Regions from separate parts of the Mus musculus genome. Here regions 2 and 3 are each linked to region 1. A link is a loop called in an ENCODE intact Hi-C map of the cell type or tissue named here. Cell type or tissue: gastrocnemius. All regions are shown on one strand.

Evidence for each region. A loop is a pair of places that touch in the nucleus more often than their neighbours do. Peaks named below come from ENCODE experiments on the same cell type or tissue, not always from the same donor. Only the 100,000 strongest peaks of a DNase experiment are listed, where the experiment ranks them.
Region 2: a loop joins it to region 1, with 10 times the contacts of the local background. A loop is called at or near these places in 36 of 42 quality-filtered maps.
Region 3: a loop joins it to region 1, with 7 times the contacts of the local background. A loop is called at or near these places in 41 of 42 quality-filtered maps.

Annotation. Positions count from the first base shown.
Region 1 is chr8:57,795,799-57,803,798 of GRCm38, forward strand. The region is part of intron 10 of Galntl6 (UDP-N-acetyl-alpha-D-galactosamine:polypeptide N-acetylgalactosaminyltransferase-like 6); the gene reads right to left. It overlaps Gm2921 (predicted gene 2921), which reads left to right and starts at 4,070. Exons shown (of 2, transcript NR_165835.1): 1 at 4,070-4,387; 2 at 6,667-7,110. In gastrocnemius, a CTCF peak has its summit at 4,811 (motif pointing left); DNase peaks (open chromatin) are centred at 4,120, 4,784 and 5,539; H3K4me3 peaks cover 973 bases; H3K27ac peaks cover 1,056 bases.
Region 2 is chr8:57,537,079-57,545,078 of GRCm38, forward strand. Galnt7 (polypeptide N-acetylgalactosaminyltransferase 7) reads right to left here. Exons shown (of 12, transcript NM_144731.4): 6 at 5,434-5,616; 7 at 2,942-3,059; 8 at 1,008-1,130. Gm51574 (a long non-coding RNA gene) reads left to right here and starts at 3,131. Exons shown (of 3, transcript XR_003947549.1): 1 at 3,131-3,255; 2 at 3,370-3,411; 3 at 4,360-4,877. In gastrocnemius, a CTCF peak has its summit at 3,275 (motif pointing right); DNase peaks (open chromatin) are centred at 2,509 and 3,284.
Region 3 is chr8:57,571,139-57,579,138 of GRCm38, forward strand. All of the region lies in intron 2 of Galnt7 (polypeptide N-acetylgalactosaminyltransferase 7), which reads right to left. Among named protein-coding and RNA genes, the nearest start is that of Gm25379, 25 kb to the left of the region's middle. In gastrocnemius, CTCF peaks have their summits at 3,451 and 5,433; DNase peaks (open chromatin) are centred at 3,464 and 5,406; H3K27ac peaks cover 1,432 bases.

The DNA.
Region 1 (8,000 bases):
ACATCCTAAATCAACCTCGCAATGTGTTAACCGAACAAACAGTGATCCTGTTGAGAAAGAACATTTTCTTGAGTTACTTGAGCCGAGCGTCATTTATAGGGTACGCCAGAAAAAGACCTTTTTCTAGAGATTTAAAAAAAATGTTCTTGTGGACTGAGGGGTTCGTAAGTTCTCTTAAATCCTTCACACAGCAGAAGTATCTATTTGAGCTGTTCCTGACCTAATTGGAACGCGCTATATCCGTGACTTTGTGCTCCTTTGTTGTAACCAACTTGTCTGCACCCTTTCCTCTGTCTGTTCAACATGGGTGCTGCCCAGGATTCTTTCTCTGTCCTGGTTGGCCTTAAGTTCTCCCAGGCCAGTTTTCACCCATATGCTCAAAACCCAGTGACCATGTCATGTCTAGTTCCTGGCAGGATCTCACAACTGTGTGTCTCCTAGATGACTTAAATTCAACGTATCAGACTACACTCACTGGCTCTTCATTTCTTGGAGCTCCTGTTCTCCTTTAACTTGTTTTAGTTGGTGGTAATGTCATCGATCTTGTCAGCCAGGGAGCCTTTGAACTTTTGCCTCCTTTACTTTCCTCATCTAATTACTTCTCAAGTCTTGCCACCGTCCCGTGTCTTCGGCGGTGCGGAGGATTGAGCTCTGTACCCCGCACACGTGGCTGTACCACTTCTTGCGTTTCTGGAATTAGTTTCATCCTCCCGATGTGCACCTTGTTGTCAGCATCTCTTGTCTAGACCAGTGCAATAACCTGCTTCTTTCCCCTCATTCTGGCCCCTGAACGCGCGCGTGCACGCGTGCTCGTGATATTTCAGAGGTCAGTTTAACGATACCTTTAGGTATTGCTCTTCAGGCCTTGAACACTTCTGTTTTAAAGACAAGGTGCCTTGCTGCCTGGAACTTGCAATGTCGACTGCCTTGGCAGCCAGCGAGCTCTAGGGAATCTTTTCTGTTCCACACTTCCTCAGTGCTGGGATTAAAAGTGTGTGCGTACTGGGGCCGGAGAGATGGCTCAGCCGTTCTTCCAGAGGTCCTGAGTTCAATTCCTAGCAACCACATGGTGGCTCACCACCACCTGTAATGGAATTTGATGCCCTCTTCTGGTGTGTCTGAAGACAGCTAAAGTGTACTCATATAAATAACATAAATAAATCTTTTAAAAAAAGGAACGCATACAAAAAACAAAGCAAACAAACAACAAACAAACAAACAAACAAAATTGTGTGTACCACCAAACCTGGGTTATGAAGTGGATTCTGGGCCTTGAGCACAGGGTCTTTATTCTTGCAAGGAAAGCTCCTTCCTTGAGCTGTGTCCCCAGCCCCTGCCAGCCTCCCTGTTCCTGTTGCCCACACTCCTAGCCAACAGAGAAGTCTGTCTGGGGTGCCTGTCTACTTAGGTCGTCTGTCAGGCTGCAATCTTACAGTGATTTTACTCCTCAGTGCAGGCGCCCAGTAGCCCACGCAGCTGTCTTGTCTGAACTGCTGCTGCGTCTTCCGCCTCTCTTTCTCAGTCCGTCATGACTGTCCACTGTGGGTCCACATCCCTCATTGGACTCATGACTGTCCACTGTGGGTCCATGTCCCTCATTGGACATGAGATCCTAGATGGCAGAGCATGTCCTTTTAAAACTCACTTCCCAGCACCCACAAACGTTGATGGTAAGTATAGATGCTCGATAAAATTTATGTTCAGTATGTGTGACACGTGCTAGTTATTTCAACAGAAAATTGAAATGACTGTCAAGATAAATGAGTTAGTTTTAGTCTTCTTTTTTTTAAAGAACTGGGACCTACTGGCCTTCAACTCACTATGCAGCCGGGTAGACCTTAAACTCTACATCCTGCTTCAGTTTCCCTAGGGCTGAGATTGTAGGCATGCGCTCTGCCTGGTTTGAATCAAGAAGTCCTGATCGATTTACCTGGTTCTCTTCTGTCTTTTTGCTCTGTGTGTGTTTTAGGCTCTGTTTATTTGCTTGTTTTTTTGTTTTGAAGAAAAGATTTATTTTGGCTCACATTGGAGGAAAGACTCAATTATTGTAGAGAAGGTGTGAGCTGGAGTGTCTGTCAGGTTGCTGTGCTGATTGCATCTATGGTCAGAAAAGGAGCTTTCGACTGACAGGGAAGACCCACCAGGATTGTGGGTGGTACCATTCTATAGTCTGGGACCATAGACTGTATAAAAAGGAAACAAAGGAAGAAAATAGCAGGCACCAGGGTTCTTTCCTTCCCTCTTCTTGATGGCAGATTCAGTGTGGCTAACCATCTCACATCCAGTCAGCAGGGCTATAACCCACGGCCTTCTCACTCAGTATTTCCCTCCCCAGTGAAGCCTCTCAGGAAAAGCCACTCTGCCAAGGCCCCAGGTGTGTGTCCTGGACGATTCGAAACGCAGTCATGTTGACAATGAAAATTAATCATCAAAGAGGCCAACAAGACTTTGTCATTTACTCGTCTAACTTTCGGGGAGGAAAGGGTTCCTTTGGCTTATAGTTTCCCGTTCATTGTCAAGGATGAGGGAGGGAGTCAAGGCAGGAGCTTGAGCATGGGAGCTGAAGCAGAGACCGTGGAGGAACAGTGCCTTCTGCCTTGCTTCTGGCTTGCACGCTTTTTCTCTTCCTTCCTTTCTTCTTCTTCCTCCTCCTCTTCTCCTTAGTTCTTCAAGGGTTTCATATAATATGTTTTTGTCATATTCACCCCTCCTTCAGCTCTTCCTAAATCCCCCCCCCCCAGATATTCTTCCACTGGAGAGAATGATCATTTACCAGGGACTCTATCACACTGTCTCTCTCTGTGGCAAGGGACCGAGGACTGCACCCAGCTCCCCGCTCCAGGTCTTAGCTTTTATATACTCAGACGCCTAAAGATGGAAGGGGTTGTAAATCCCCACCTAGCACAGACCTTCACTGACTTCTGCCTCAAATATCTCGGCTTCCTATATTCCATTTTCTCCTATTTTCCATGAAATGGATCAGTTTAAGCCCCAAAGAATACCCGAATGTCAGCAAATTTGTCTCTTAGACCTCATCTATTCTTATAATTATATCTGGGTGAACTTAGGCAACTTTTGTTTCCGCTTTCTAGGTTTGTTATTGTAAGGTAATGATCTTCCTTACATCCGTAGATTGATTGCTAGAGGGGAATTTTCATAAGGTATTCTGCACTCTTCTTGTTATTATTACCTGATGACTGCAATCCTGGGCCCCGAGCGATAAATCTTCAAATTATACCAATTGCTTTCTTTTTCTGAACCTTCCAATAACAATTTTTTTTCTCTCTTATGTCTTTGAAATGCTTCCGGTCGCCATTTATCTTAGCCAACAGTCATGTCACACCAATCCCCCATTAGGCACATTTTTACCACAGTAGAAACAAGTTCATATCGTGGAAGAACTTACTGTCACATTCACAATCTGCTCCCCAGTCCTGGGTCACAGTTTTACTAACTGCAAGGGTCTAGGTTTTCTTAACAGAAGTGCTTGATATTTAAAAAGAAAAAACAAACAAAAAAAACCCCCTCAAATTATTAGTTTAAAAGTAAATGGTTGTCATTTTTTTCCTATTTCTTCTTTTGAGTGATACTTTAAAATATAGATTTTGAGCCATGATCTGTTTCTTTGCTTTCTTATGCATGTGGTGGGTGTAACCTTGTCCAAGTCTGTATTGTATTATATATTATATTATATTATATTATACTATACTATACAAATAAACTCTCTATATTGGAGCTGCAAATACACTTATCTTAATCTGGCATCCTGATGAGACAATTGAAAAACAGCTTTTTCTCTCTGTGGGAAGTTATATTTTATTTCCTTGTTATGTAGTTTGCAGGAATCTGAGTTATAAGATGTTTCTTCCTACAGTTGGTACCCATCAGAATGCTGGGTCCTGGCAGTGGGGTTGTTTATCCCCAAAGAAAGGCACAAATTCGTTCTTTCTCTGCATGCATTGACTTCTGTTTGCCTTTGTCCCCCTCCAGGTCTTGGAAAGAGGAAAAAATCTGTCAGTTTCCTCAGCAGGACAGAAAGGGCTGCGAAGCTTCCTCCCTGCAAGAGCCCAGTGCCTGCTGCTGGGCCTGTGGAGAGAAGAGGCAAACTAGGCCAGGCAGAGCACGCCTCCTCTCTTCCGCCCCTGCCCCCCGCGCTGTACTCATAATGCAGGCTGGGGAGGAGCCTTCCAGATCTTACGTTCTTATTTGAATCTATTTTTGTTTTTCTTTCTTGATCCCTAGAGGAAACTGGAAGCCAGTACACAAAGCTAGAACGATATCAAACAGCTCAGCGGATGACCCCGGAAGGATGAATCATACGCCTGTTTCCCACACAGAAGCCGGATTAGTCCTGGCTAGAGCACGGCAGAAGGTTTTCCTTATAAAGGTATGCTTCAGTGGACCCCGCTTTGTTGCCTTTTTAACAAGTGTGTTTGCTCATTCATTCCGTCACTTTTGACAGCGTTGGAATTAAAATGAATATCCACATTTCCATGGCCCGATGTACTTCTCTTCCAGGAGCTTAAATCTAAATGTAAAAGAGCGAATTATAACTTACAAGTCTTTAAGCACAATGTTGAATAAGCCTTATGTTAATTACTGTAAAATGAATTTGCCTTTACCAAGTCAGTGTACAGTGACACATGTTTCAAACAGGATCCAAGTCTCTCCTCCCTGCAACGTCTAATCTCCTTCTAGCTCCATCTTTAGGCTCTCCTGTGACTGGAAATCTTGGTAAAGAGCTGTAACTACAGGGATTTCCCCCCCTCTCCTGCCTGTGTTGTTTTCTTCTTGTCTAGTGCTGCCCTCTGGTGGCCATTTCTTAATCTACATGCCATATATTCTTTTTCTTCAGTTTAGCCTAAGGTAAATGAACAATCAATAAAAATATGCAGTATACTTCAGTTTGTTCGTATTCGTTTTCAGCTGTCAAATAAAAAATTCAGGCTGGGGCACATGTCATTCTGGAATTTTCCTGCTTAGAAGTATTAAACCTGGTTTAGATATTAGGACTCATATTTATCTAAATTTATTTCCTGTTTGGACTGAAAAGACGATATGAACTTAGTTCAAGAAGCAATGTTTTCAAAAAAAAAGAAAGAAAGAAAGAAAAGAGAAGAAAAGAAAAGAAAAGAAAAAAGAAAAAAAAAAAAAAAGAAAAGCCGGGCGTGGTGGCGCACGCCTTTAATCCTAGCACTCGAGAGGCATTAATTTCAGCACTCAGGAGTCAGAGGCAGGCGGATTTCTGAGTTCCAGGACAGCCAGGGCTACACAGAGAAACCCTGTCTCGAAAAAAACAAAACAAAACAAAAAACAAAACAAAACAAAACAAAACAAAAAAGAAGCAATGCTTTTTTTTTCTTATGACACCTCTCCTTAATTTTAGAGACTGTTCTTCCTCAGTGCTCCAAATGCTAGCTTCACTGACAGACTCTTAAGCCTTCTTGCCTGCCCTCAGGCTGGAGTCCGGGCTGTTTGTTGGAAGTTCTGGCCAATACTACTCCTCTGCAGGCTGGCAACACCCCAGCGATGTTAGAGGAAGATCCAGAGGAAGAGGAAGCCATTGAGTTCCCCCTGATATTTGGTAATTATTGCCACATCTGAGAGCCACAGAACCTTCTGGTAATTGTCCATACTGCAGGATATCCTGAAGTGAACAAGAACCGGAAGTTAATGATTATGCTGGAAATGGACCAACGCAACCATGTCACAGCAACCTGGAACCTGAGAGTGTGATGTGTGTGTGTGCATTCATGTGCATGCCTGTGTGTGTGTGTGTGTGTGTGTGTACATGTGTGTGAAGACAGGGAAGTAGAGCGACGACACTGACTTCCTGTGGGGGTTGATGTTATATCTCAGGCATCCTTTCTTCTCAGAGAACCCATATAGGATTGGGGATTGTTGCCCCTATTTAATGATACAGAACCTCCAGCCTGGAAGAATTGAACAGTTTCACCAGGCTGATGGTTTAAAGTGAAGTCCATCTTTTAAAAACACATTGGATAGATGACTAGCAAGAGCGTGGTGTTAGAGGGGGTTGGCATTATCTGGTGAGATTAATCCTTGACTGGGGTTTGAACTTGCGGCTTTTCTGGCACCCTAGCACCCTGACTGTAATTCAGGATGGAGGAGGGGCAAGAAGAGAGAGTGGGGCAGGGGGAGAGAAGGCTACTTGAACAACTCCTTAAGGACCTTAGGTTGGGAAGGGTCATTGCTCAGTAGTTCATTTTGGTCAACATCCTTTTGTGTGGAATTCGTATGTAAGGTAAAGCGTCTTTCCAAAGCACACGCGTGCTCCAACTGAGCCTATTCCTGGTCAGTGTGTACAAGAGACTTGTGAGGGGTTTGGCTGTGCCAACAGGCTGCTTGCATACTTTCTTGTTGTTTTCCCAAGACAGCTATTATGGTCTATTCGGAGAAATTCGGAACACTGTCAGGGCATAGTGCCTGGACTGTGGGTTTCTCCTTCTGCAGAGAAAAGTAAGATGGGAAAAACCTTAGCTGTACTTACCAGTTATGTTTCTTTGTAACTATGACAACAGCTGTCAATTCTTGTTAAATCTGCGTGATATACCCTATAGCTCTCTAATTGAAATATTTCATTCTTCAAAATTGAAAACCCAAAGGGGCATTGAAGACCTAAACACTATCATTTCTCTATCACAGGTAATACAATTTAAGGAGCGACCCTTTTACAAAGACTTCCAAGTTCTAGGTTGGATTCGAATCCACACTTTCCTTAAATGTAGCTGCACTGAAAGTGCCTTTCAATCAAAACAATGCATTGTCTGAAAACATCTTCTGAAGTGTACGTTGGGGGTGCTGTGCTGGTTTGTATAAGCTCGGCCTAGGGTGTGGAACTATTAGAAGGTGTGGCCCTGTTGGAGTAGGTGTGGCCTTGTTGGAGTAGCCATGACACTCTGGATGTGGGCTTTAAGACCCTCGACTTAGCTGCCTGGAAGTCAGTCTTCCACTAGCAGCCTTCAAATGAAGATGCAGAACTCTCAGCGCCTCCTGCACCTTGACGATGCCCTGTTCCTGCCTTGATGATAATGGACGGAACCTCTGAACCTGTAAGCTGGCCCTAATTAAATGTTGTCCTTTATAAGACTTGCCTTGGTCATGGTGTCTGTTCACAGCAGTAAAACCCTAACTAAGACAGGTGCTGCTGCCTCAGATGTCCTTCACCTTCATGATTAAAAACCACACTCACAACAGGAGGGCCATGAATTACCTTTAATACAAAGCCAGGAGGAAAAATTAAAGTTAACTGAAGTCTCAAACACAAGACAGGTTTTTTGTTGTTGTTGTTGTTTTAGTTTGTTTTGTTTTGTTTTGTTTTTTTGATGAGTTACCTAGCCTTTCCGGGCTCATTGTCTTGAAAACTTCCACTGTGGGGAAGGCAGTAAGATTACATCACATTGATCAATTTTATCACCTCCTTTATTAAAAAATTAGTTTTACGAGTTAGTGTGCAAGGGGCTCAGTGGTCAAGAGGTCTTTTTGAACATTCACGAGGACCAGTTAGGAACTCCAGAGCCATGCACAGACCTGTGCCTGTGACCCCAGCTCTGAGGAAGTGAGATGGAGAGAGCAGAATGCTAGGTTCTACTGGTTTCCAGCCTAGGAAGAAAATGCAAGCCCCAGAATCAGGGTGAGACTCTCAGAAGAATAACTGCCTCTATGCATAGTCTCTTTGCATGTGCATAGAGTGTGCATGCACATAAACACATGTACATACAAACAAAGGTTAGCACACAGAATAATGGGCTTCATTGTAGCATTTCTGAACATGCTTTGTCTTTTATTTGTCTGCACTCTCGCTCCTCTCGCTCATGGTTTTAGCTTCTTATTACTGGTCACCCCTGTCCTTGCAAGAGCTGCTATTTTGCTTTCATGTCATATGCACACACACAGAGGACAACCTCAAGCGTTCTTCCTCAGCTGCTGTCTACCTCTCCCTTAGAGGGTCTTCCTGGCCTAGAACTCACCATGTAAGC
Region 2 (8,000 bases), 260 kb before region 1:
TTCTTCATTCAATGAACAGATGAAGAACGTGAAGCCCAGACAGGGCTTTTGAGAGCCTGGCTGGACAGTGGGGTTTATTCTCATCTCCTTCCTTTGTATCAGCACCACGTTACTGACACATACAGGAGAAAATCTCATCCTCAAACCCATCATTATGAAGAATTGCTCCTCGGGCGACTCGGTCTATCTTTTCATGACTAGAATGAAATCATTTTACTATAACTGCAAATTAACTGTATGCCTTCCACAGGTGGCCAACACAGAGGAATGGCAGCTACTGACCAATAAAATAAATGGACATTGTCATCACTGACAAACGTTTAACTTGCAGGTTTGGACAGAATTAGTGAGAACTTCCAAAATTAAAAGAGGAAAAACTGTGGCCCAGCAACCCCGGTATAGTGCACATTCCTTAAAGATGAGGATTCAGTCCACCAATGAGATGCCTGAACCTCTGTGCAGAATTTCCAAGCATTCCTTATAATGACCAATATTTGAAATGAACCTAAGTGGTCTGCCAACTGATGAATGGATAATGAAAACGTGATATGCCCAACAGAATGCCCAGCCTTTAGAGAAAAGGAAAGTCTATCATCTTCCACAAAGCACGGGACGTTATGGTGAGTGAAATAAACTAGGCACGGGAAGAGAAACGTGTGTGCTCACTCACGGGAAGGATGTGAAGGAAACCAGTGTACAGAACACAGTGCAGCGCTGGGTACCACAGGATGGGAGTGGGAAGGTTGTGGAGGAGATGTTTGAGCAAAAGACACAAAACTTCTATCACAGGAGAAACAAGATGCGGAGATCTCTCGTACATTAGTTACTACAGTCAATAACAAGGCATTGGGTAGCATGCTAGGTAGTCTATAAACTAAATGGATTTTAACCAGTTCACAGTGTATGTGTATCAAATATTGTTATACAGCATAAATACTTCCACTCCTTGTAGTATGTAAATTTTACTTCTCTTCCCTTCTCTCCTTTTAAAAACAACACCACCTCACCTTCAGAGTTGGAGAGGAGCCAACGTAAAGGGGTGGGGGGTTTCCTTGCCAGCCCTCAAGACGGTAGATGTGCCCAACACGAGAACAAGGCACAAATAACAATTTGCCACCGCACTGCCAGATCTGTCAAGGGAGAACGTATACTGTGAAAGTGATCGGAAATGCAAAAAATAAATACTGAAAAGTTTGTTCTGTAAATGTTAATTTTAAATTAGACCTAATGTCCACATTGAATTCTAAGCTAATCAAATTCTAAAATAGTCCATTACGTTAGAAACACAAGTAACAACAAGGAAGGCTGAGGTGAGGTAAGCAGTGAGTTACTCTTAGCGAGTTCCTCCCTGTGTTCTTCCAGAGCCAGGAGCCCTTTCTCCACACAACCTCAAAATAATGCAAACCCTCACTCAGTCTTAACACCACCTGTTGTTTCCGATGCTAATCTATTTCCTAGCTGGGTGATTACTGTAATCACCTCCTAACTGGCTTCATAACCTTGACCTCCTCTCTAGTGAACTCTGGCCTTATTTATAGCATGCGATTACTGAGCTTTGGGTCCTGTTCTCTACCTCCTTGCTTAGTGTCTTTGTTGGCTGCCACCTGCTTATCAAACCAAGAGGCGGGGAATCTCTTAGTGTGGCACTAAAGACTCTTTAGCATGGCTCTGACTGCTCCGGCCCACTTTGTCTTTAGTGGCTTCCCTGATCACACTCCTTGACCTCACCTAACGGCAGCCGCACTTGCTCTTCACACTCAGACCCTTGCCCCTACCCTTGTTCTACACACTTAGGAGGCCCGCCTCTCTCCTCCCTTTATCTCTGCTTATGGAAGCATCTTATTTCCAGCTCCAAGTCTTCCTTGATCGTGGTGGCATTTTCTTAAACCATCAACTGAATGCCTCTGCCTTTTTTTTTTAATAAATTCACTACATTATAATTTTCAAATATTTCTGATCTATAAGGTGGTTGTTGTTGTTGTTTTTTGACAATTAAAAGTTCTTTGGAAGAAAGATTAGTTGTCCCTAGTCTAACCCTCACAATACTAACACACAGGATATTTAAGACAAGAAGGAATGAATATCTGAAAAACTGTAATCTCTGTCCCTCCCCGAATCTCTGAAGATGGGACAGGGCCACAGTAGAGTTGGACCAAGCAGGACGGCACCTCCGCTGCAGAGGGAGGAGGTTGGTCCCTGTGTGACTGTGTCTGTCACCATGTCCTATGTCAGTAGACGGTCAACATACAGCCCCTTCAAAAAGCTACTATAATCCAAGGTTCCATTGAGCAAACAGTCTGGGAGCAGGGCATTTCCATTTCGGAAGCTTGTGGGTCCTAATTCCGGGCTGAGCGCTGCAGACAACTAATCACTTTATTTATCCTAAGAGCTACGCTTTATTGAGGCATTCCTAATAATTTAGAGAAACTCATTATGTATTTTTCCTAGAAACAAACAAGTACCACCTCCCACGACCCCCAACTGGCCCCAGCTGGCCTTGGTGTCTCACACCCTTACTCTCAGCACTCAGGAGGCAGAGGCAGGCAGACCTCTAAGTTTGGCTGTAGCCAGCCTGGTCTACAAAGAGGGTTCTAGATCAGTCAGGACTACATAGAGAAACCTTGTCTTTAAAACCAACCAACCAACCAACCAACCACCCACCCACCCACCCACCCAACCAACCAAATTAGCTTTATTTGAAAGTGAGAAAACTTGGGTACCCCATAGTAAACAAGAGGCAGGGGATGGTGGCATATGCCTTTAGTCCCAGCACTTAGGAGTCAAAGGCAAATGGATCTTGGTGAGTTCAAAGACAGCCTGGTCTACATAAAGAAGTCCAGGACAGCCAGTGTGGCAGAGAGAGACAGGTCCCACTCCCCCAAGTAAACAAACAACCCCCCAAACTAGTTAGAAAAGAACATTTGTTTGAGTGAAATGTTACCTTGTATGAAATTTCAAAGTTTTCACCACCCCAGATCTGGAGACCAGGATCATAGAGACCCAGTTCGAAGAAGAAGTCCTTCTCTATGGCAAACAATCCACCCGCCATAGCTGGAGACCTAAGGAAGGACACTGCATGTGATGACTGTTAGACACAACGCCCTGGCACCCCGTCACCAACAGACAGACAGCCTTTGGGAACACAGTGTAAGGATGCACAGAAGACGCGAGACTGATGGCCAAACATTAAGAAACTGTAAAACCTTCACAAAGGAACGTGCTCAATCCCTGGGCGAATTTACCAAAACTTCTGAAGTAGGTCCTTAGAGTACTGCGATGCTTTGCCGCTAGAGGGCACCTTGGTTCTTTTGTTGATTTAAACAAGCCTGCCATTAAGATAAAATTTTCTCTTTCTCTCCCAAAACACAGAACCATGTGGACATTGCCTGCTGACTTCTCCCTCAGTGATTTGTGAGTCATTCTGGGATGAATGAAACTATACATCAGGGAAGGAGTCTGTCATTTTTAAATTTTATAGCTCAAGGCCTTGCCAGATAATGGTATAAACCACTGTTGAACAGTGTGGTTCATTCAGAGTTTGCAGTTGGGAACACAGCAGCGACCTAAGGATCAGGACACGGGGCATCAGCTTGCACTACAGGAGGAGGTGGGGGTGCAAAAGGGTGCCCCATGGGCTTGCTGGGACAGATCTTAGGTCTGGTGCATTTTAGGAGAAGGAGAAAAACCAGTCTATAACATTTCAGGGTCAAGTCACCCCCACTATTGAACAAATGATAGCAGAATAATGTCACCGTATTCTAGGCATTCCTTCTTAGCATTAAGCAATGATTAATGCACTATGATTTGTAAGCTGTAGGAACTGGATATGGTTAGGATTCTGTATTCCTTGTTCACACTAATGTCCGTCTATTCCTGGGTCCCGCTGGTTCCACCGTGAAAAGGTGTGTGTGTGTGTCATTTGTGTACCACTCACTATTGTATAAACTCCCTGGGAACACATTTAGTTATTAATATTTTGAAAAGGCCATCTCTTCCCTAAAATAGTGACCGGTGCTTAGTAAACAGTCGACAACCCCATGTCGAGCAGACAGTGAGTCAGGTTCCTATTTTTTAGGACTGACGGAAAGTCCCATCAAGAAAGAGTTGTGCTTGTTTGCCCTTTCTTCTTAAAATACACTGCTTAAGTCACTAAGCCGGTACATTCTGGTTATACTTCCCAGACATATTTGCTTAGCTGCCGTTGAACATTATTTCATTACGTTTGCACTCTTCCAACACATCCCACTCACCTCAGTCCGTACTCGGAAGGGGTGGCTTATCATCCCCACAAGGAAGCTGATTAAAGGGACCCCCCCTTAACTTTCCCTAAGCTTACTTCTAAAATATGCCTTCTTACAGAACTGCGGGACAAACCAAGGTTGGCATCTTTGCCTTCTAGGTGACATGTGAGCCCAAACCGGTCAGCAGCAGGTTCCGGGACTATTCTGAACCTTACGATTTTGAATGACAATTTGGAAGACGCCCAGGAAAAGCTTGGTCATTTCCTCATGTTTGCCATCCAGCGTCCTGATCACAACATACCCAAACCCACAACACGGAAGCACTGCTCCAAATGAGTTCTGACATTCTGAGCACCGTGACTGGGACAGACAGACTGGAAGCAGAACCACGGGAGAGGAACAGACAATAGACAGACAGACAGACAGGAAACACTTGTGGACATGGGCTACATGTCCACACATTTCATTTGGGGGCCACTTTTTTCTTTTTGAAAGCCTGTAAAATGTTTCAATTAGAAGATCAAAAGGAGATCGTGAAGTCGATCATTCTGTTTGAAGAGCCACAAGCCAACATGGGGATGGAGCTTTCTGTTAATCAAGCAATCTTTTGAGAACCAAGCAACAAAGGATTCTATGCAACGTTTTCTAAAGTGGGTTTTTTTGTTTTTTTTTTGTATTCATCACATTTAACTGATACAAAATTAGTATCAGAGATTTAGCATACAAAACAAAGGGGGGAGAACTCAACATCCTCTTGCTGGTGTGTCCTTCCCCGTTGAATGCTGCACCCAAGACTTCAAGGGGGCCACTTGCAAGTCTGGAGCTGTCCACAGTTTATGTGGTTTGAATGTACAGAATACACTCTGTCGTTTGGTCTCCTAGGACAGCAGGAAAGGGTTGTTTCTTCCCTTCCTGCTTAGGCTTCATTGATAAGAACAGATTTCTGTTTCCCGAATGAAAGAGTCCGATTCACAGATTCACATTAGCGGAGCTTGCGTTTTGGGTGAAAGCTGTTCGAGGAGCCAATGTGAATTCATCAAAGCGCTGAGGCTGCAAGGAGTAAAAGCTCTGTCGGGATCTGAGGGGACAGACAGCTCCAGTTCTTACAGGGAGGTTTCAGCAGGGCCAGAGGGTTAATAGGTTAGCAGCAACCAGAGAAAGGGGGGAGGTAGGTAAGCGACTTAGTGATTACCGATACGGCTCAGTTTTTGTCTTTCTCAGTCTCTTCTCTCGAGAGGTCAGAGGCACCCGTTTCCAGAGCATACTCCAGTCCCATGCTCCTCGGGCATACCCATCTTCATCACCACCCCCTTGGGGTATAATTTCATATGTGTTGCCGCTTATGACATCTATAATCGGCACAGTGCAAATGGTTCTGTGTTGTGTTGATGATGCAGCAAGATCAAATGGAAACATGTATGGACCCACATAGTTACACGAGTTCATAGGGAAGGAAAAAAAAAGAGGACTTAGGTAAACATTCAACATAAAAAAAAGTAAAGTAATACTCTTTACCGATAAGGCTCAGTTTTATGCTTTCTTTTGGCCTTTTCCTTGTGGCTTAGTGGGATACGTTTCCATAGCATACTCCAGTCCCAGGCCCCTCTGGCAAAACCATCTTCATCCCCACCTTGCTGTGGTTCAATGGAATAATCATTCCCGTCTATGTAATCTATTAGAGGCACAGTACATGTAGCTCTGAAACATTTACAGAAAATGAAAACGCATTTAAGAACCCCAAACTGACTAGGTCACCACGCCTAGCTACACGGGCTCCGCCTGTCTTGGTCGCACTCTGTATTAGGAAAACGACTGTCTAATGGGGGTAGAGAGTAAAATAAGGTCTCGGGACGGCCAAGCCTGTGTTAGCGGAAGGGCAGAATGGAAGGATATCCTAGCTATCCAAACAAGGGCCATGCTGCGGAGATTATTAGACGCTTCCTCCTTGTAACTGCGGCATTAGTGGCAGCTATCCTGTACTAATTCTGTATTGTTTACAAGAGCTCTCTCGCAAACACATAAGTGGATGCTCACAGTCAGCTATTGGATGGATCACAGGGCCCCCAATGTAGTAGCTAGAGAAAGTACCCAGGGAGCTAAAAGGATCTGCAACCCTATAGGTGGAACAACATTATGAACTAACCAGTACCCCGGGGCTCTTGACTCTAGCTGCATATGTATCAAAAGATGGCTTAGTCTGCCATCACTGGAAAGAGAGGCCCATTGGACTTGCAAACTTTATATGCCCCAGAACAGGGGAACGCCAGGGCCAAAAAGTGGGAGTGGGTGGGTAGGGGAGTGGGGGGGTATGGGGGACTTTTGGGATAGCATTGGAAATGTAAATGAGGAAAATACCTAAAAAAAAACAAAACAAAACAAAAAAAACAAACAAACAAACAAAAAAAAAAACAGGAGCTCTCTCCCGGTTGCTTTCTCTGTGTCCCCTATTAAAAATAAAAGTGTGTATGCACTTCCTCTGACAGCACGTTCTTAACAGCTTCTTCCAGCTCTTCGTTCCTTTCTGATCCTTTGGGAGGAGTTATTATGAACACATCTTTCCTGCTTTTATTTAATTTTCTTCCCTCCTTTAAAACAAGCCACTTGAACAAAACTAAAACCTCAGGTTCTGTGTTGTGTTTTCAGGATCTACTGAGGAATTTAAGGAATGAACCAAGAATGTGAAGGATTAAAAAAACAAAAATACTTGCTTTGCAGTTGGGTTTAGGAAAGTGCTGGCACTGAATAACCAGCTGGGTGCTAAGCTGCCATCACAGTCACAATGACCTTGGTCTCTGCTCATCATATCAGAAGGGACAGAGACTAGGCTTCTCAAAATGGAGATCACAGAGAAAAAAAAATCTCTGGGGCTTAGAGCCTTGGTAGGATAGAAGGGAATTCTAGAAGTGAGCTTACTTCTTTCCTGAACAGAAACTCACAGGAGGGCCACGGTGTGACACACGAGCTTCCCACGGAAACCTGGAAAGCCCCTTTCTTGCTGCTGGGTAGACTGCCACATTGCCCTGGAGACAGTGACCTGGCCACCTGGTCAGGTATCCTTCCTCTTGTCACGTGCTATTCACAATTTAAAATAAATGGTGAAATGTAAAAATGCCCAGAAATCGGTCTGCCAGTTCGTTAAATACTGGACTTGTGGCACATGTATTTTCCTAAGCCTTAGTGCCGATTTTTAAAGTATGGCTGGCTGATCATGTCTACCTGGCAGGGCTGCTGTGGGAGGAAGCCAGACGGCATGTGACGGTGTTTATCATGGGCCTTCCTTCACCTTAAACCTGATGACAAAGACTTCCAAGTTCTTCATCTGGCCCGTGCCATTCAACACAAGAATAGGCTGCCTTTGCCTAGATTCTGAAATAGTCAGTATTCTGGGGAGGAAGCAAAAGCTTTTGGAGCGAGGGACCGATGGAGCAAGGGACCGATGGAGCACGGGACCGATGGAGCGAGGGACTGATGGAGCGAGGGACCGATGGAGCGAGGGACCGATGGAGCGAGGGACTGATGGAGCGAGGGATGATGGTGTTTCGGATGGGTCTGTAAACTTAATGGTTATCTTTCCATGGCACAGCTCTCTATTCCTCAACCCTGAAGTTTCCATAGGAACCCAGAGACTTGACCCAAGGAAGAGTTGACCCTTTACCATCTAATGTAATCATTTCAAAGCTGGAAGAAACCCAATGGCTTAATGACAAGTCTTCAGAGCATTTATCCCGTTTAGAAGAGACAATTAATGTCAAAGTCTCA
Region 3 (8,000 bases), 220 kb before region 1:
TTTTCTTTTGTTGTGTGGGGGAGGGGTGGCTGATGTAGTGAAAGATCCTAGGAGATCTGGATTCTCTTGGGGCAGCCACCTAAACTTTGGTGGTCATTTGGAGATTCTTGGTGCTCAAAATGAGCAAAGAACATGGGGATATTTCCTGGCCACCTTAACTTTTAAACTCCTATGAATCTATGGCACAAGGAAGTCTCTATGAACAATGTGTGCCCAACCCATTCCCACGGAAAGCTATTCCGTGACTCTGAATCTTCTGCGCAGTGCCTACTGACTCTAATCAGTGTTATCCATGGTGTTTGAGAATCGACATGAAAGCAAAAAGGTGGACTCAGAGGAAGAAGATAGACGTTTCTCTGGGTAGTGGCGGTTCCTGCCTTAAAGCCCAGCACTGCAGAGGCAGAGGCAGAGGCAGAGGAGGCAGAGGCAGAGGAGGCAGAGGCAGAGGCAGAGGGCAGAGGCAGAGGCAGAGGGCAGAGGCAGAGGCAGAGGCAGAGGCAGAGGGCAGAGGCAGAGGGCAGAGGCAGAGGGCAGAGGGCAGAGGCAGAGGCAGAGGCAGAGGGCAGAGGCAGAGGCAGAGGCAGAGGCAGAGGCAGAGGCAGAGGGCAGAGGCAGAGGGCAGAGGCAGAGGCAGAGGCAGAGGCAGAGGCAGAGGCAGAGGAGGCAGAGGCAGAGGAGGCAGAGGCAGAGGCAGAGGCAGAGGCAGAGGCAGAGGCGCAGAGGCAGAGGCGCAGAGGCAGAGGCGCAGAGGCAGAGGCGCAGAGGCAGAGGCGCAGAGGCAGAGGCGCAGAGGCAGAGGCGCAGAGGCAGAGGCGCAGAGGCAGAGGCGCAGAGGCAGAGGCAGAGGCAGAGGCAGAGGCAGAGGCAGAGGCAGAGGCAGAGGCAGAGGCAGAGGCAGAGGCAGAGGCAGAGGCAGAGGCAGAGGCAGAGGCAGGTGAATCTCAGCTTGAGGCCAGCCTGATGTACAGCGTGAATTCCAGGACAGCCACATAGAGAAACCTTGTCTCAAAAAACCCAAACCAAACCAACCAAACAAACCAAAACCAAAACCAACCAACCAAAAAAAAAGCAATAAATAAATAAAACAGAAACCCCTAGGAATGGAAGGAACTGAAGGCCATATTGGATTGCTTGAGAGGAGAAGAGAGATAGAGACAGAGATGGAGAGAAAGCAGTCTTACAGCCCCGTCACTGCTATAAATAACTGGTGTGTTTGCTGCTTAGTGTTTGCGATGCAGTCTCTGGCAGGTATCACGTAAAGGAGACGGATGAGGCTTAACCACTAGGAAACATGAGCAATGGTGACCTCTCGGCACACAGAATTAGCTCTTACACCCTAAAAAAAATTAGCAATGTATAAATGCACAGTAAAAAGGCATGTTCACCAATCAGCGGCGGCTGCTGGACACGGAGAAAGGGTAGGTAATCATTTACTTCTTCCTTGCAGAGCAAAGGGGTCTTCCCCCATCCTGGGAGCTGGTGTACACAGGTTTTTTAACAGGAGACATCTTCCTAACAGGGAATCAGGAGCACAGTTGAGCTTGGCTGTATAAACTGGGTGACTGTTTATCTCCTTAGCTAATCCATCCTGTTCCCTTTGCCTACTTTGGGGAAACTGAGGAAGGGTGAGCCTGGCCTCTCTTGCTGCCAGACTGAGGCTTTCTCTGCCAGGCTGCACCCAGCGCTGAGCGGCTGGGCACCGAGTGTAAGTTCTTTGAAACAACTCCAAATATGCCGGGAAGAAGAGGGTGCATATCTCTGCATCCGGCCTACTTAGTAGATAGAGGCTGTGGCTGCGGCTACTTTCCAAAAGGAGCTGTGATATTTGGCAGTGGCCCAGGGGGTCTCAAACCTTTGCCCTAGACCTTTGAGAATACAGGAAGAAGCCAACACTAAGGGAAGACAATGGAGTCATCTTGAGCCATTATAGCTGAGCACCAACTGCTTGCTTGCTGGTTCTTCAGCTTCGGAACCTAGAGAAACATGGCAGAAAACAAGCGGAAGATGTGAGCCCAGGAAGTCAAGATAAGATAACTCTGATAGAGGAGAGATCTGTGGGGGTTACAGGAAGACGAAAAGAAGGAAAGTCCAAAGTTGTCTAAAAAGACCTTTATGGATAGGAACGATCCTGCGAAGAATACGATGCTTACAACTTTGTCCTACAAATAAGGAGACGGGTTCGGAGACAAGCACTTGGGGAAACACTCTACCTTAGCAAACCTGATCCACAGTGCCACAAGGCGTGTGACCGACCCCACACCTTACTCTGTGACGGACACCTAAGAATGGGGACCTGGGAATGATTTACCATCGTGTAGGACCGGCTTTATCTTACACAGCCTGGGATCACAGCCCCGCCTACTACGTTGAAAGAACCGTACATGTCTCCCCCTTCAAAATCAGGATGCAAACTGGAATGGGAGGAGCACACAGTGCCATCAGTTGTGTTTTCGCTGTTGAAAATCTGGCTCTAAGATTAACCCAAACCTCTTTTATATCGCTAATTTGCTAAAAAGGGGGAAGCCTTGTACAGAATAAGCTATATAAGGGCCCTGAACCCACGAATTAAAAGTTTAGAATTAAGTCTTTGAAATAATGTCACATCAAAAGTTTGCATCACAAAAAAACTTACATCACATTGCTATTTATCCTACTATTGTCTCTAGACTTCAGGAATGATGGGTAACTTAGGATAAGTTCCTGAATTCCAAAAGCAATTACTACTACAAAATATTAATTATTTTGACAGAGTACCCAGCCAGTGAGGCTTGAATCCCTGTGCTTGAACCAAGGCCACCTTCGTGAATTTAACTTTAATTCTTATGACAATGGCAATAGTTTCACTATGCCACCTAACACCATTTCTGCCCTAAGAATATGCTGGCCACCAGGTGTCGTTGCTTTATGCATCCCAGTTAGCCTCCTCCTATGTCGTTAGTGTAGAGACAGGAGCTCACAGCATCCGGTCAGTCACCTCTTTGCAAAGGCACAGCATCTTTATAACATAAGTCCATGCTCTGTATCAAAATATTAAAAGAGGCTGAGGCAGGAGGATTCAAAGTTCGAAGCTACATGGGACGACAAGGACAGACCCTATCTCAAAAATGATATGTTATAAATAGAATTTTTGGGTAGTTTGGCTAGACTGGAATAATTTAGTAGATAATTAAACTTTCTGATGTTAAGAAATTTGCAATGAAAGGCAATCTTGTGTTATTCTAATTTTTAGCAACGAATGTGTAGAGGAAATGATTAAAGTCAACTTAGTTTTCAAAAATCTATTGTTTCTGTCCTTAATCATTGTGCCTTACAGCCTTCAACCAAAAGCTTTCACAGACTTTCCCGTGGCCCACCCCACTCCCAACCTCCTTTTCATTCAGAAACAATCAAAACAAACAAACAAAGCTCTTCCTCGGAGGTGGCTGAGGGCCTGCAGCTCAGAGGCGCAGGCTCTGGGGGGCGCTCTTGCCTCACAGGAATACGAGCTCTCTGAGGCTGCTCTTCCCAGTGCAGTAGGGACTCACAACCTGTCCCTTTACAGCGGCAGTTGTGAATCTCCAGGGCCTTCCAAACGTGGAGTTTAGAGTCTCAAATCTTTCTCCAGAGCCCTTTATCCTAGTTTTTGATTTGCTCACTGGGAGTTTCCATTCTGCACAAAGTGCAGCTATTTTTCCCCTTTGATTAAAATGACAGTGCTCGCTCTAAAATAAGTTACTGGGTTATTTTTTTTTTTAAATGTGATTTTCCTCCTGCATGTTAGCTACATTTTGAAGATGGGATCTCCCACAGGATTCAGTGAAGAGGGAATAGCCATGGGCTGTTTTCCCTGTGACATGCTAAAAGGCATGGCTGAATGTAATTAGACTACGTTATTTATATAGCCGTAACTTGTGTAATTAGCTTGGCTTCCAGGTTAAATTGTTTTTTTTTTTTTAAAAAAAACATTGTAACATGTTTATTTTATATATTGTACGAATGACAAAACAACAATCCTGCTGATGCATCTTTCACATATTTAGTTCCCAGTGAACAAAGGTAATTAACTTATTTAAAGTGTACTTGGGATATAAGCACTGTACATAACTAACTATCGTACTACCACTTCCACAATCCCCACTGAAGAAAAAGGGCTGAAGCTGCCTCAAGGCCTATCCAACAGCTTGCCTTCGCTCGTGGGGATGCCAGACTCCCACTTAATCTTGAGACAGAGAAAGGATCTTTAACTCGCTTCAACCACTTTGACAACCTGGTCTTGAACAACATCACCAAGACCCACACAGCAGCAGCAGCTAAAACACAGGTGAGATCTGCTTAGTGTATGGCGTCAGGACATCGTCATAGGGTTTTACAGGCTACCAGCAGTAGTGTGCCCTACCTCTCTACCGCCCTGAGTGTCTCATGAATGTGTGGCCCAAGGACAGCACCTGCTCACCGAGAGACGCTTGCTTTGCAGAATGCCAGCTGTGAGTCTAGAATAAGTGCAGAGGGAGGGATCTCCTCTTTTCTTAAGTGTGACAAGGAGCCAGTTCCACAAAAGTGACCGATTTTCCATGTGGAAAATGGCCCCCTTTCTTCTGGTCGCGCCTGTACCATAAGATGGCCCTACCTCAGTGTTTGGCTTTGACTGTTCTTTACAACTCAGTACTTGTGATAAATGGGTACACGCATATTCCTGGGAAGCTTTTCATGGACAAGGAGAAAAGATGAGAAGAAATCAGATGATTCCAAACTCAGGACTTCAGGAGTCAGGAAGGACAGGACTGGAGGACATAAAACCTGTTTAGCGACTGTGAGATCCAATCCTGAAGGAAAGCAAAAGCCAAAGAAAACAGTTAAAGGCCCCCAGGTGTTTCTGCTTCTTACCACAGTCCGTCCTCTGAGGCCTTAAACCCCACAGGCTGTGTTCTCTATTCCGTACACCTTGGGAGACATTAGGTTCCAGTACAGGACATTTAAGGAAAATTAAAAGCCTAATCCAAGGATGGCATTGCTTATCTGTCAAGTCCTTTTCAGCCTCTCCCAGTGCTCTTTGTAGTTTCCCCAGACAGCTCAACATCTTGCCAAACTCGGTCGGTTTTGAAGCCACAAGGCAGCACAAAAAGAAAGACCTTTTCCTTAAGGTTTTTACAGATAAACTCTGTTCACCTCTTAAACTACAAAGGGGCCCTCCCCTGATCTCCACCAAACTGTAAGTAACGCTCAGGGGAAACCCCTGAACACCCAGGACCTGCACAATGACTCAACGACACTTCCCTATTTACCAGACACACAAGAGCAGCACACAGCAAAGAACTGCACACTGATAAGCAGGGCGTGGCTAATGGTTCTGGCTGTTGTTCGCAGTCTCAGCCACTGAGTTCCCAGAGGAGCCACGCTGAGCTCCAGAGGACAGGCCTATCCCCTGCTATTTGCTCTGAGCGTCCACACGGCAGCAGTGGCCACTGCTGGAAGTGTCTGGATCTACTGGAAGTGGTTCTCTTTTCTGAGGACTTGACCTTTTAGCGGACAGCACAGGCTAATCACTTGGCAGAGAGAACAGCCTCACAGCCTGAGACATTCTAGAAAGAGAAAAGTCCAGAGAGCATCCCCTGGCATCCCTGTTGGTATTTCAGATAGGCAGCAAACAGGCTCTGCTTTCTTTCCAAAGTTGCGTGTGTTGTGCGAATGTATGCGTAGGTGCAAGTACCCACGTGTTCCTGTGGAGGACAGAGGTCAACATGGATGTCTTCACCCATAGCTGCTTTTCCTCTTAGGTTTGGAAACGGGCTCTTTTATTGAACCCATAGCTCCCCATATGTGTGTGTGTGTCTTTCCTGAGAAGCTATTTTAAACCTCTGGCTGGGAGTAGGGGTTGGCAAAAGCCAAATGTAGACAACGGGAGTTTCTAACTCACGATCAGACACACTGGATGGTTTGTGTGACAGGTGACCGGGAGGAGGGAATGAAATCCCCTGTAACTGCAACTCCAACAAGACCATCAATGTGAACCAAATGAGGTCCAGGCAGCAGAAGAGTCACCCCCACTTTAGGGAGGGATCTCCCCGCCTGCCCCCCCCCCCCCGCCCCCGAGGGTGTCAGGGAAGGAGTGCCAAGAGAGGGCAAGGGGATTTAAGATCATGGGTGCTCTGCTGAGGAGGCAGCTCAGAACTACACACCAGCACACGTTCCATTCTCTGTAGTCTCAGTCTGTGAATGTGGTAACTAATCTCTTACCTCTGTGCAGAAGTAAGGGCGATATTATATGTGTCACCCTTCGATTTCTGTAAGAACTTCAGCTTGCCTAGACACACCTCCTGCCGCTAACCAGAATCTTAAACGGAAAGCAGATCTGTGTCCCATCCCAGCTGGGGGATTCCCAAGGGGACTGTGTGTCCCTGTGCATCTCTTTTTATGTGCATGTTTACTGGAGAAAGAAGAAGCAGAGAGTCAGAAGAGAACTTATTTTTAAAGTGAATCTGGAAAATCCCTAAATACACTAGTTTCCAGGAGTGAAAAAAAAAAATCTCAAGCTGGTTAGAAAGTATCTTTTGGATTCAAAGAAGAGAAGTAGTCACAAAAGCTCACCTGGAAACCACTTTCAAATGAGCTTGCTTATACGGTAGATCAACTGAGAAGCTAAACTTTGCAAATCAGACATATCTTGGCGTTTCTTAGATAAAAGGGTTGTGGGTTAAGGACGGTTCTTGGGGTAACTGGGCCGTTCATACAGTTCCATCATATATTCTCCTTATAGAAACTGGAGTGAAGTATTGAAATGTGCACTTTTGTGTATGCTCCATCCACCCATATGTGTGCATATGTGTCAGATATCACCCCAAACACATTTTCACTTCTTACGAGTTGCTCTGAGTCATGCTAAATAGAAACTGAAATAAAAAAGATCACCATAAGGATGGATGGGATAGTGCACTCCCGAAACCCTGCACAAAAGTAGACACAGGGGTCTGGCTACACGAGGTCCCCCTCTAAAACTCAAAAAGAAAATTAGAGCAATTTTAGTTAATTGACATTTAAAAAATACTAGCTATTTCACAAATTACATGACTCTATTCCAGAAAACTCAGTAGAAAGCTAGAAGAACCTTTAATGTGGAGAGACAATGAGAAAAATCTCATGGTCACAATTCACCTTAAATATGAAATTAAAATTAAATATAAAAATAAATATAAAATTTAAAAGAATCAATATTTATTTTGAAATCCTGTAAGACAAAGAATTTTTGTGTCTAAGGTACAGGTATAATTTTAAGTATTTTAAGTATACTCAAATGTACAAATTGCATATTTAAAGTATTTTTAAAGCACTTCTATGCTCCACAGATAAGCTTTAGGACATAAGTAACAATCATATTAACATTTCCGTAGCTCTTTCTTAAGAGTTTTCAAAGTACTTTACATCTATTATTACACTTTGCAAATGCAACTAAGCTAGCTTTATAAACTGAAACGCAACAGGCGTGTAAGTGGGAGGCAAGGTGAGATATTAGCAGATGGACTTGCTCCAGTCAAAATAGTTAATTCATTTATGGGAAACAAAACCAGCTTGGACTCTATACTTTGAGTGTGTCTGCCTTCTTGAAGAGAAAAAGGACAGCATTCTTTTCCTGTGTTGGCAGAGGCAGTTCACAGGAATGTAAGAACAATCCCAAACTCTATTAGAAGACAGCTTAGCATAAGTACAGAGAGAGCTCTTCACTTCTTCACTGAGCTGGGTTCCTCTTGCTGACGGGCTCTGCACGGGTGCACTAAAGCCAGGGAGGACACTAGTGCAGGCCAAGAAGCTTTGGGAAGAAGAAAGACTTGTTCCATCCAATTGGTCGATTCTGTCTGTAGCTGGCACGGTTTCTTTACGTTATGGGGCTTGAAAGCCATGAATTTATCTTTGATTCTTCCTTCCATCCCTTCACTTGTCAGGACCTAGTGAGTCTTCTATTCTCTCTCTCTCTCTCTCTCTCTCTCTCTCTCTCTCTCTCTCTCTCTATAACCTCTCCTGGAGTCACT